Linked DNA regions of Homo sapiens: region 1 is linked to region 2. Evidence: chromatin contacts called from ENCODE Hi-C or POLR2A ChIA-PET data. All regions are on one chromosome and are shown on one strand. The core of a region is the stretch at or near the end of the contact, and the rest is flanking DNA. Distances in the headings are between cores, read along the strand shown.

Region 1 (6,962 bases), core at 2,061-4,560, 98 kb after region 2:
CAAAGGATTACAAATCATTCTACTATAAAGACACATGCACGGCCAGGCGCGGTGGCTCATGCCTATAATCCCAGCACTTTGGGAGGCCGAAGCAGGTGGATCACGAGGTCAGCAGATTGAAACCATTCTGGCCAAAATGGTGAAACCCCATCTCTACTAAAAATACAAACATTAGCTAGGTGTGGTGGTGCACACATGTAGTCCCAGCTACTACGTAGGCTGAGGCAGAACTGCTTGAACCTGGGAGGCGGAGGCAGAGGTTGCAGCAAACCAATATTGCGCCACTGCGCTCCAGCCTGGGCAACAGAGCCAGACTCCGTCTCAAAAAAAAAAAAAAAAAAAGAATTTATGTACTTTGTAGGGACATGGATGAAGCTGGAAACCATCATTCTCAGCAAACTAACTAACACAGGAACAGAAAACCAAACACCACATGTTCTCACTCATAAGTGAGAGCTGAACAATGAGAATACATGGACACAGGGAGGGGAACATCACACACTGGGGCCTGTCGGGGGCGGGTGGGGGGCAAGGGGAGGGAGAGCATTAGGACAAATACCTAATGCCTGCAGGGCTTAAAACCTAGATGACGGGTTGACAGGTGCAGCAAACACCATGGCACATGTATATCTATGTTACAAACCTGCACGTTCAGCACATGTATCCCAGAACTTAAAAAAAAAAAGGAGAAAAAAAGAAAATACAAACTTAACGCTAGAGTAAAAAGTAATACCAATTCTTAGTAACTTCAAAAAAAATTTTAACTATATGAATAATAGCTTCATAATAAATTAACTACTCCCTTAACACAATTATTAATGCAAATTTGCTTAGTGGATTAAAAAACATCTGTGTCATATCTGCCATCCTCTCAAACAACATCTACCTTCTCTAAAACCTCAATTTGATCTGAGCCATCCCAACTCTCAACTACTCCTCCACACTGCCTGAGATGAAAAACGGCTGGGATTGAATGACTGCCAAAATATATTAAACCAATCTAACTGCAGGGTAACGGAGTGGATTTCTGCCTGAGGTAGTTTAAGTTGGTTCACATATCTACAAACACTATTGCAAACACCCTTCCCAATTATTATATACACACTGAGACTGGCACCCCATGATACTGCATATGCTGAATTCCTAGAAAAATAAACCTCAAGTAGAAAATATTCCTAAAATATTCACTTTTGTTTAAAAGGAAATTACTTATCTGTCCTGGTAAAAAGACATAAAATGACAAATATACAATAAACATTAAAATTAACAGTGTTAGGTTAAAAAATCATTATCCATGATTTATTTTTAAGTACATCTATGTTTTTGCTAGATTAGAGTTAACATAATTAAATGGAACTTTAAGCAATTATTACAGTTCATCTCCATGAGGTATTTGTGGGTTTTTTTGCTTTTTGTTTTTTTAGATGGAGTCTCGCTCTGTCACCCAGGCTGGAGTGCAGCAGCGTGATCTTGACTCACTGCCACCTCTGCCTCCCAGGTTCAAGTGATGCTCCTGCCTCAGCCTCCCAAGTAGCTGGGATTACAGGCGCATGCCACCAAGCCTGGCTGATTTTTGTATTTTCAGTAGAGACAGGGTTTCACCATGTTGGTCAGGCTGGTCTTGAACTCCTGACCACCTGATCCACCCGCCTCGGCCTCCCAAAGTGCTGGGATTACAGGCGTGAGCCACTGCGCCAGGCCTAACTCCATGTAGTATTAACTTTTCTTCTCTTCTGATTCTTGTACCAACTGCATCTTTTCTTTTAATTCCTTCTGATCTTTGGCATACTGTTCAAATACTGGTTGAAAAATATATACTCCTCCAGCAATTCCAAGGACAGTGGCAAAAAGCAGTTGTGCAAAAGTCAATCTCCTAAACATTGCTGCAACAAATACAGCTCAAGGAAAAGCTGGTTTTGGAAAGTCACACTCCACACCCAGGAAATCTCTTCAAATCTGCATACAAAAATGGAAAGCAAAGCCATCACTTAGTACAATGTCCTTTTAAAAGATGTTATGTCACTACTTTGCACTGGAGTGAACAATATTTTTATAATATGTTACTAATTAAAACAAGAATATAAATACATAAGGAGTACAGGAAGTGAATTAGGGAAGGGTATAAGACAAAACTAAAACCTTTTCTATTACAGAATGTTCTCAATGGTTTTAAATGCATACTTTTTCTTTTTTTTTTTTTTTTTGAGACGGAGTCTCGCTCTGTCGCCCAGGCTGGAGTGCAATGGCGCAATCTCGGCTCACTGCAAGCTCCGCCTCCTCGGTTAACGCCATTCTCCTACCTCAGCCTCCCGAGAAGCTGGGACTACAGGCGCGTGTCACCACACCCGGCTAATTTTTTGTATTTTTTGTAGAGACGGGGTTTCACCGTGTTAGCCAGGATGGTCTCGATCCTCTGACCTCCTGATCCGCCCGTCTTGGCCTCCCAAAGTACTGGGAATACAGGCGTGAGCCACCGCGCCCGGCCTGGTTTTACTTTTAACAAGAGGAGTGGGCCGCACGCGGTGGCTCACGCCTGTAATCCCAACACTTTGGGAGGCCGAGGCGGGCGGATCACGAGGTCAGGAGTTCCAGACCAGCCAGGCCAATATGGTGAAACCCCGTCTCTACAAAAAAACACAAAAATTGGCCAGGCGTGGTGGCGCGCCTGTAGTCCCAGCTACTTGGGAGCTGAGGCAGGAAAATCACTGGAACCCGGGAGGCAGAAGTTGCAGTGAGCCCAGATTGCGCCACTGCACTCCAGCCTGGACTACAAGAGCGAAACTCCGTCTCAAAAAAAAAAACAAAAACAAAAACAAAAAAAAAACCTAACAACAGCAACAACAACAAAAAAAATAGGAACCATTCGGCCTGTTTCCACATCTGTACAACAAGCTAAATCATCCCTACCCTGCCTACCTCGTTGAACAGGCATTTTTTGTGAGAGCAACGAACCTGAAATGTTAACACCAACACTGACGTCTACAATTACCGTTACCGTTTTTAATAACCACTCAGGTACCTCCGACTGTTCTGCGCCTGCTCCACGTCACTAAACTCGCTACCGCCTGCTCCCCTCCAGAGACCGGGGGCCTTCCAGCAGTTTTCGGACCCCCGAGCACAGAGACCGCCAAGCCAAAGGCGAGTAGCAATCCCTCGGTTCGGAAACGGCGAAAGGAAACCGCAAGGAGGCCACCACGTCGGGTGGGAGCTACGAAGTTGCCCGTTCCCGGTTACTTCCGGGCTTGCGAGCGACGACTGCTCTCAAAGGCCAAACTTAATGGATGGACGAGCAGCGCGCTACTGCAGCTTTCTTCCGCCTTAGGAAGGTGGCGGCCAGGGATGAGGAGGCCCCTAAGCAAGTGCGGAATGGAGCCGGGGGGCGGAGATGCCAGCCTCACTTTGCATGGTCTCCAGAACCGCTCCCACGGCAAGATAAAGCTGCGAAAGAGAAAGTCTACCTTGTACTTCAACACCCAGGAGAAGAGCGCCAGGCGCCGCGGGGGTGAGTGAGGGGACACTGTCTGGAGAGCTCCTACCCCCATCTAAAAGGAACCCCCTCCATTTCATTACCAGCCAGTTGCCCGTTGAGCTCTGTGTTGCCAGATCTTGAGTTTTGAAATGCTGGGAAATGCTGGAAACACAGATTTTAATATAAATTCTGATTTTTAAATGTTGGCAACTAAATTCAATTTTTTAAAAAATACTCTGTATTTGGCCGACAGGCTGTCCATTTGTGGTCAAGAGCAGGACTTTGGAGACATCACACAGACCCGGGTTTGAATCCTGATAAGTAATTTACAACTTTATTTGGACAAGGCAGTTTAATTTCTGGGCCTCAATTTGCTCGTCTGTAAAATGGGGCTAATAATACCTATCCCATAATATTGTTTGGAGGATTAAGTGAGATGCATGTGAAGAAATTAACACAGTGCCTGGCATATATAATAGTAATCATCAATATATATGTACAGAGGACCATTTTATATTGCACATATACAAAGGGCTGCTTCCCAAATTAGTAATTTGTTAGCTGGTTTCTTTCATTAGATACACACATAGTATGACCTAATTAATTAGCCTAAGGCCTTAGTTAACCCACTCTTTTTTTTTTGTATTTATTTTAATATTATCTTTACACAATAAGTTGCAAGAAAAGTTGGTTAAACTAAAAGAGTGGCAGTCACCCAGTGATGACGCTGTGGTGCTTGTATAACCAACCAAGTTGGCTTTAAGAATGGTGTGGAGGGACCAGAGGTCACTACTGTGCCTTACAAGGAGCCAACCAGAGCAGCAGATTTTAAGTTTTGCAAGTGGAACTGCCTGACTTTTGTGCCACTATTACCTGTTTTGTTCTGTTTTTCAGATCTTCTTGGAGAAAATATTTATCTGCTCTTGTTTACCATAGCTTTACGAATATTAAACTGCTTTTTAGTGCAGACAAGTTTTGTTCCAGATGAATACTGGCAGTCTCTTGAAGTTTCACATCACATGGTTTTCAAATATCCTTTGTGGTTTCTTTTCCAGACTATGAGTGTGTATTCATCTTGGAAATTGTGCTCAGTTTCTTTTAGAGTAGTCCCCCTTGCTCCCTCGTCTTCAGTAGATAGTTTCCAAAATCCCTAGTGGATGCTTGAAACTGTAGACAGTACCAAACTCTATATATATTGTTTTTATATATGTAAAAAATACACACACGCTTATGATAAAGTTTATACAAATTAGGTACAGTAAGAGATTAACAGTATTAAAATATAACAAGTATAACACAATACTATAATAAAAGTTATGTGAACTTTTATGTGGTCTCTCTCAAAATATCTTCATATTTTCAGACAGTGGTTGACTCTGGGCAACTGAAACATGGAAAGAGAAACCACAGATAAGGGGGGACTACTATACATATTTTCAGTTTTCCGTATTTTCCCCAAATAATTTTAACTCATCAAAGTATACCATTATTTTATACAAATATTTCTCCTGTATCTTTCTTTTATGTTAATATACTTGACACAGCCGTTAGCATACATTCCCACAGTACTTAGCACTTGGAGGATACAGAGAAAGTAAAAAACACATTACTGCCTTGAAGAAGTTAAGAGTTTAGTTGGCCAATTGAATTTTTAATGCAAATATCCAGTATAAAATGCTGTTTTAAGACTGCCACAAAATAAAATATTGTTTTATAAATGGAAATGAAAATAGATTTTGCCAGGTGAAGTGGTGTGCACCTGTAGAGGCAGGACCACTTGAGCCCAAGTTTGAGACCAGCCTGGGCAAGAGAGTGAGACCCCATCTTAAAAAAAAAAAAAACACGGAAATAGGTTTCAATATTATTGGACATTTACTCCTTAATGTTACTAATTATGGTTATTTGACTTGGGAATGGACAGAGAGACTGAGGAGTTACACTTATCCCTTAATCTTTGCAAGCATTTACAAGATTCTTCATCTTTTAGGGAAAGATAGTGTTCAGTTGCTGGTAAGTTTAAATAAAAGTAACTAAATGATATTGGGGCCATGGAATTTGTTTTTAAAAGGCTACTGTTGCTGAAGTCCAGCCATATCTGGGAAGCCCATGATACTACAGACATACTGTGATGTGTAACTCTTTAGTTTGTGCTGAAATACAAGACTGAGCATGAAAATATCCTGCTATGAGGAATCCTGTTATGATGTGCAGATTTTCAAAATGACTATATTATGTATTATTTGGACATTAGAAGTATACTTCTTTCTTTTTTTTTTTTTTTTTTTTTTTTGGGACGGAGTTTGCTCTTGTTGCCTAGGCTGGAGTGCAATGGCGTGATCTTGGCTCACCACAACCTCCACCTCCCGGGTTCAAGCGATTCTCCTGCCTCAGCCTCCCGAGTAGCTGGGATAACAGGCATGCACCACCATGCCCGGCTAATTTTGTATTTTTAGTAGAGATGGGGTTTCTCTGTGTTGGTCAGGCTGGTCTCGAACTCCCGACCTGAGGTGATCTGCCCGTGCGGTGGCTCACACCTGTAATCCCAGCACTTTGGGAGGCCGAGGCGGGCGGATCACCTGAGGTTGGGAGTTCGAGACCAGCCTGACCAACACAGAGAAACCGCGTCTCTACTAAAAATACAAAATTAGCCGGGTGTGGTCGCGCATGCCTGTAATCTCAGACTTTCTGGAGGCTGAGGTAGGAGAATCACTTGAACCCAGGAGGTGGAGGTTGCGGTGAGCCGAGATCACGCCATTGCATTCTAGCCTGGGCAACAAAAGCGAAACTCCTTCCCCCATCCCCCGCAAAAAAAGTATCACTTGAGAGCACCGTTGTATTTTGTGTTTTTTACCTTGTAAGAAGACCGTGTGATATGATTTTATGAAGTCTGTATACATCTAAACCCACTGAGGATTTAGTGTTGAAATTAAAACTTTAAAATTTTTAATTTGACAAACATTTAATGATCTGCATAATCATCGTCCTATATAGTAATTAGGCATCAACAGTAAGTAGGATTGTAATTCCTAGGCTATTAATTGCTGGGGTCAGTTGCCAGGAGATAGTACAAGGGCAGGACTAATGGTGTAAAAGTTTCTCTAGCCTCACTCCCATGATCTTTTAAGCTGTCATCAGATGAGACTCAGAGTTTGTGCTCCCCCCGATTTCTGTCAGTGGGGGTTAATGGCTCAGCATTCCAAAGGCAGTCCAAATCCTGACGTGTTTTGTGTAGCTTAGAAAGACACAGGTTCTAGGGTATTTGTTTTAAGGTGGGGTTGTACTCTCCCCATTGCAATATTTGCTTCCGTTATTGAGAAATTAGGGTTAAACCAGTGAAACCGATGCTTCAAATGGGAAGATGATGGGGAAGGAGAATTCAGAGCAGTAGCAGAGTTTCTTCCATTAACAACAGGCAGAATTTAGGAGCCGCAACCTGGCTTTTCTTCTCTTACAGTTATCTACTAGTTTATAGATTATGCAAGGTATCCATAAA
Region 2 (6,172 bases), core at 658-3,157:
CAAGCAAAATGTTTGCTAGCATGCGTCTTTGATAGGAACTCAAAGTGTTGTCTTGAACCAGCAGCAGCAACATCTAGAAACTGATCATCAGTATACATTTGTGGGCTCCAACCCAGACCTACTGAATCAGAAACTGCGGGACCCAGTGTTCAGGTGATTGATTCTGATGCACACTGAAGCTTGAGATCTAATAGTGTCTTCCAAAAGAGGAATGTTGCCAATATTTCATTCAGCTTTCTCTTCTACTTGTCACTGACTTCGTAGCTATCTTTTTAAAGTGTTTCAGTAACCATGTGAACTGTAATCACTTGGCTGGCAGGAGTGCAAATTTGAACAACTTTCTGTTTTGTTCTCTTCTCCAACTTCATTGACAATATCACTCAATATAATACATTGGAAACCATTATGTTGCATTTGTTCCAGGAAAATTCAATTGGTTTACCACAGAGATCACTTTGATTTGTTAGGAAGTGACCTAAGAGCTTCATATTACAATTTAACCAAGTTTCACAGCAAAAACAAACAAACAACAACAAAAAAAAAAACATGGAAAATTAGCGGTAGACTCTTAGGCCACTACAAATTTTTTTTCTGATATTCATTATCATGCATACAATTTGCCCTTTACATTTTTGTCTGTTGTATGAAGTCCTCATTCTCAAATTTACTTGTCCCAGCACACACAGATTAACATTCCATTTTCGCACTGTAGTGTTCTTTATTAGGCTTACAAAGTTCTTCTGAGACATGGTGTTTGATTCTTTGATATGTCTATTCCAGAGAACCAATTGTAAACCAATGATCTGGGGTTTTTTTGTTTGTTTGTTTGTTTTTGTTTGTTTGTTTGTTTTGTTTTGAGACAGAGTTTTGCTCTTGTTGCCCAGGCTGGAGTGCAATGGTGCGATCTTGGCTCACTGCAACCTCTGCCTTACCAGGGTTCAAGCGATTCTCCTGCCTCAGCCTCCCAAGTAGCTGGAATTACAGGTGCCCGCCACCACACCTGGCTAATTTTTTGTATTTTTAGTAGAGATGGGGTTTCACCATGTTGGCCAGGCTGGTCTAGAACTCCTGACCTCCGGTGATCCACCTGCCTTGGCCTCCCAAAGTGCTGGCATTGCAGGTATGAGCCACCACACCTGGCCCCAGTGATCTGTTTTTATGAATTGAGAATAGAAGACAGCATAATAGTAACAAAAAATGTAAATTTATCAAACAACATACAAATTATATGAAGATATGCCATAAACTTTATCCTGTTTTCTGACTGTTAGCACATGGATAAACTAAACAATATAGTCCTTTAGTGCATGTGTAACCAGTGTAAATGTTCTAAGAATGAAACAAAACATCTGTGAAAATAATCATTAAAGTTATATGCCATATTTGTGAAATGCATGTGAACCAAATTTTTCCATCATATTTTCCTCTAAAAGTGCCAAACAGCCTACCAAACTACATGGTATGCTTTCTGTATCCTAAGGGACTCTGTTTCTAGCCCTTTCCTTTCTTCAAGGGTTTCAATCATTATCTGCTAAATCCTCTTTTCTCATTTTAACCCAATTCAAAAACTATAGATTGAGCTCCTCTCTATGAAATACTCCATAACCATCGTGACCTGGGCACAGGTCAAAGACAGTCCCCCACACCCCTCAGATACCCCATATGACAGAAGGCAGGGTTAGGCTCTGTGAAACCAGACAGGCTGTGGAATCCTAAGACCGAGGGCACAGGAAACAAGCAAAGGGCTGAAAAAGCCCACAGGGGCAAGAAGTCAAGCCTGACCCTCCCCCAGTACTTGAGAATATACTTGAATGTGCTTGTTTGATCTAGCTAACTCCTCTAACTGCCTTTTTCTTTTTTTTCTTTGCATTTACTGACATACTCTCAAAAGAATGCTCTAGGATCCATGGTTTCCATTGCTTCATCACTTACTTCCTCCTTACCCATTGCAACATACCTCACAGCTTCAACACTACAGCATTCTCTGTGGTAATCGTTCTCTCCCTGTTTCTTTTCCACTACGTTACATGAGTGCCTCTCAGGGGAGCAGGGGGACATTTCAGACTGGCCGGTAAGACTCTGTCAGCCTCCCCCTCAGAATCACCTAAGTCACTGGTTCTCAACCATTGCACATGAAGATCACGTGGGGAGATTTTAAAAGATACCAATGCCCAGGCTTTGTAATGAGTCAGCTTGGCTAGGCTAAACAACATTTCCCAGAATGCCCTTTCTGGTTAGGGTGGGCCACAAAAGAGATTTGGGGGCAATTTTGGGGGTAGGAAGTGAAGCAACCTCCATTTCATAGCCCTCATATATTGTCGCTTATCTGCTGGCTCATCTTATTGTCATAAACCTGCAACTAGACCTGCACCTGGGCCAGGTGATGTTGTTAGCCCTGTGACAAAGGGCCCCAGTTTCTGCAGGACACCCACACCAGCCAGGTCAGAGGCAACAGGAAGTGACATGGGTTTTAGTCCCTCATTATGGGCACCAGCTGGTTCTCACTTTTTCCATCCATCCCCCATTTCACATCCTTCTCCCCTTCCTGTCTGACTGTCCTGTCCTTCAGGCTTCAGCATCAGACACAAAGACAACACCTTACAGAGACTACTTACCCAGCTCCCACAATTGCATATGCTCAAATTCCTGTAACAGATCCCTTCATGTATAGGTATGCTTCTTCAAGTGAACCCTGCCTGAGAAACTCCTCCAAACCAATTATGTCTGATGGTCAGAGGTGAAGCCCAGACATGAGAATGTGTTAAAAGTTCTCTGGATGTTTCTAACATGGTTAAACACCATCTGCCCTAGGGTAAAAACCTCTACATGCAATTGCAAATCCTTGCCAGAGTAAGCCTATAGTGGATGGGAATCCTTCAGCTGAGCTAGCCTTGAGAAAAACCTAAAATCCTGCCCTACTCTATGTGTTTTTCCTGATTTATTCTTCCTTTTCCTTTTTCACAAAGCTAGCCTCTGCCCACCTCACAGACCACTGCAATCTATCAATCTCTAGTCTTTCCTCCCTCCCCACCTATAGCCTATAGACTGATCTGGAAATGTAAACATAACATCCCTCCATGCTCAAAGGCTTTCAGCAACTCCCTGTCCTCCAGGGATCAAATCTAATCTCCTTACCTGGTATTCAAACCCCTCCAGAGTCTGGCTTCTTCCTACCTGGCCAACCTATCCTCCCCCTCCCTTCCCACTATAAACCCTACCAGCTTTCTGAACCTCCATCAACCAAAGAAAGAATAAAGCAGTGATCACACAATAAAAAGGGAAAGGTTTTCTCTTGGCCTTCTTGGATTCTGCTAACCACCAAAGCCACAAACTAGGTAACATCCCCTACACCATCTACACCATCTCTATTTCCCTCCCCTCCCTTCTCAACCCACTTGCTTCCTTCCTCTTTTAATGCTATTAAGGGTTTGAATTTACATATGGGTTCTCATTGTGTGAGAGGCAGAAAGAAAGTAAAGTAAAAATTCCTTTTAGAGGCACCCTTAACACTTTAATACTTTAATAAGCAGCAGCTGACCACTTCTTTCATGTCCAGTTCATGCTGCTGCTGCTGCTGCTGCTGCTATGATCCTATTCCCAGAACTCAAGGAGAACGACAGTATTTTGCTGACCCTCCACCACAAGACCATAGACTAAGCCAAAGGAGATCTCACACTCCTCTCCCAGAATAGAAATTTCAAAACCAGCACCTAATCTGCAATAACCAATAAGCCCTTCTTATATGCTAGCATTCTCTACAATAGTACATGAAGTGGCTTTGAAATTTCCTTGCTGAGGCTGGGTGTGGTGGCTCATACCTGTAATCCCAGCACTTTGGGAGGCTGAGGCGGGTGGGTCACAAGGTCAGGAGTTGGAGACCAGCCTGGCCAATATGGTACCAGAAACCCCATCTCTACTAAAAATACAAAAATTAGCCGGGCATGATGGTGGACTCCTGTAGTCCCAGCTACTTGGGAGGCTGAGGTAGGAGAATCGCTTGAACCCGGGAGGTGGAGGTTGCAGTGAGCCGAGATTGTGCCACTGCACTCCAGCCTGGGTGACAGTGTGAGACTCTGTCTCAAAAAAAAAAAAGAAAAGAAATGAAAAAAGAAATTTCCTCGCTCAACATGGAGGATTTCTTTACCCCAGGAGTCTCCTATTTGCATCTTGGAAAGAAGGCCTTACATACTTAAGGCGCCTCTGAGACAACTCAAAGTTGTCTCTCTGCAAATGCCAAGAGTTTGAGAAAATGGGACCAAAGCACTGAAGGAGGCCCTTGCCACATGCATTGTCAATGGATCCTACTATCATATCATATAAAAAGGACACATTCAACATGCCCCAAGGCCTATGGCTGAGGTTTTGCTTTAATTGTCCACTTTTATCTTTTTCATTACCATTCACCTGCTAATGTTTATATTGAAAATGTTTTCTCTAGACTTCTCCACAAAAATACTCACCCATATTTCTCTGCGAGTGCTATGGCTTCCTCCTCTTTCACTACTCTCTGGTCCTCCAGATCACTCTTGTTTCCACACAGCACTATATCTGGGTTTTCACAATATGCATGCATCTGTAGCTGGCCTATTAATATAAGAAAGTTTATTATATATGTAAATAATAATGTAAGTGTATGATCAGTGAACAATACATGCAAAAGTGCTTTGAAGACTATAATGTATATATAGATATTGGGAATTGACATAATGCTTTCAAAGCATCAGTAATCTTATCTGTAAAGCTGAATAGTTGGGGCAGAAATATAAAACCATTCTTAAGCACATACCCCAGTTTATTGATATCGGAGAGTTTATAGGAGAATGTGCTACCTCTCAAGTGTGAGGGCCCACATGTGCACACGCACACATATGCACACACACACATACAAAACACCTTTCTTTTTTATGAAGGCTATTTGAAAAGAAAGTTGCAGGAGTTCCTAGGGTTTACTGCTAATCTTAAAACTGTTTTTATGTGTTTTTTTCTCCATAGCAATGACATTTCTAAAAGAATTGTTTTTCTCCAAACTAATCTATTTCTATCCAAAATGTTTTTCACATTTTTCTATTATCCTAGGGCAGAATCAACTCATTTAAAACAAACAAGATACAGGCTTCAATGAGAAGAAAAGACCCAGAATAAACAGTAAGTGATTCTGTCACCAGAGCCAAGTGGAAGCAGAGGACTATAATTCTTATTCCGCAGCTTTTATTTCACCTGAAAACCTGCAAATAGGCACAATTATAAAAAGCAATTGACTCAAACCAAAGAGCTTCACTAAGCTAAATAGTTTAATCTTTCAAAGTAGGAAAATAACACCTCATTTCTTACCCATCACACCCCAGAATAAAATTAAGGCCTAAACGTTCACAGTAAGACATACTTCAGAGTTTATGGCCTAATTTATTTTTTCATCATGGTTAACCAGAAAAGTGTGGACATTTTAGTTCCTCATTATGAAGTAGTGTTCATCATATCTTATCATGAGAAAGTCAAGTAGGCAGGTGTTTACTGAGCATTAGCACAGGCCTGATACTCTGCATGGAATTTCACAACAGTTCTTTGCCCTCATGGGGCAACTGGGGTAATAAGACCTACAGAGGACAGACTAAACTGTGTACCATTTCATGAAAAGCCATGCCCTTTCTTTCCTCCAGGTTGTTACACATGCTGTTCCCACATCACTGAATACTTAACCACAACCTTCCTTCAAGACTTGCTTCATGGTTACCTCATTATCTTTCTGGTCTCCAGAGTGGCTCTGTGCTCTGTTAATGCCTTATAAGGTGTTATAGGTCCATGCCCAGTGTCATGCTATGAGCACAGACTCAGGATCCAGTGTACCTAGGGATGAATCCTGGCTCTGCCATTTACTAGCTGTGTGACCCTGATGAAGTTATTTGACTGCCTCAATTTCCCCATCTGTAAATGGTGATAATGATACTACTTACTTTATACAGTCAAGGTAAGGATTAAAATGAATTAATCCAGTGATTCTGCAGGTAAAGACTGTGAGCCACCAGCCTTAGCATAACCTAAGAATTTGTTGACATGCAAGTCTCAGGTCCCACTCCAGCTCTACTGAATCAGGAATGCTGGAAATGGGGCTAGAAATCTGTGTTTTAAAAAGTCCTCCAGGTGACTGAGATGCACATTCACATTTGAGAACTAC

Evidence for each region. A loop is a pair of places that touch in the nucleus more often than their neighbours do. ChIA-PET counts read pairs that join two places held with the same protein, here RNA polymerase II (POLR2A). Pooled maps may share reads with other maps.
Region 1: a loop to region 2 is called in a map of astrocyte of the cerebellum, with 5 times the contacts of the local background. The contact joins the promoter of PIGB here to the enhancer-like site in region 2. A Hi-C loop is called at or near these places in 2 of 168 maps with a recorded cell type or tissue (CD4-positive, alpha-beta memory T cell and astrocyte of the cerebellum), 8 of 37 single-sample maps with no recorded cell type and 16 of 50 pooled maps. POLR2A ChIA-PET finds 5 or more read pairs at or near these places in 20 of 52 experiments (AG04450, CD4-positive, alpha-beta T cell, CD4-positive, alpha-beta memory T cell and 15 more).

The regions. Positions count from the first base shown.
Region 1 is chr15:55,315,912-55,322,873 of GRCh38, forward strand. It overlaps PIGB (phosphatidylinositol glycan anchor biosynthesis class B), which reads left to right and starts at 3,311. Exons shown (of 12, transcript NM_004855.5): 1 at 3,311-3,502; 2 at 4,364-4,499; 3 at 5,362-5,479. The coding sequence starts at 3,340. It overlaps PIGBOS1 (PIGB opposite strand 1), which reads right to left and starts at 3,212. Exons shown (of 2, transcript NM_001308421.2): 1 at 2,953-3,212; 2 at 1,273-1,956. The coding sequence starts at 1,881. The coding sequence ends at 1,717. It also overlaps a transcript of RAB27A not described here. RefSeq lists enhancers at 3,071-3,140, 3,191-3,280, 3,341-3,420, 3,491-3,570.
Region 2 is chr15:55,219,429-55,225,600 of GRCh38, forward strand. RAB27A (RAB27A, member RAS oncogene family) reads right to left here. Exons shown (of 7, transcript NM_183235.3): 6 at 4,461-4,584. Among named protein-coding and RNA genes, the nearest start is that of RSL24D1, 26 kb to the left of the region's middle. RefSeq lists an enhancer at 3,652-3,721. Within about 2 kb of position 1,908, at least 11 of the 41 ENCODE cell types and tissues checked have a DNase peak (open chromatin) inside an H3K27ac peak, as active enhancers do; they include CD8-positive, alpha-beta T cell, where a contact is called at or near this core.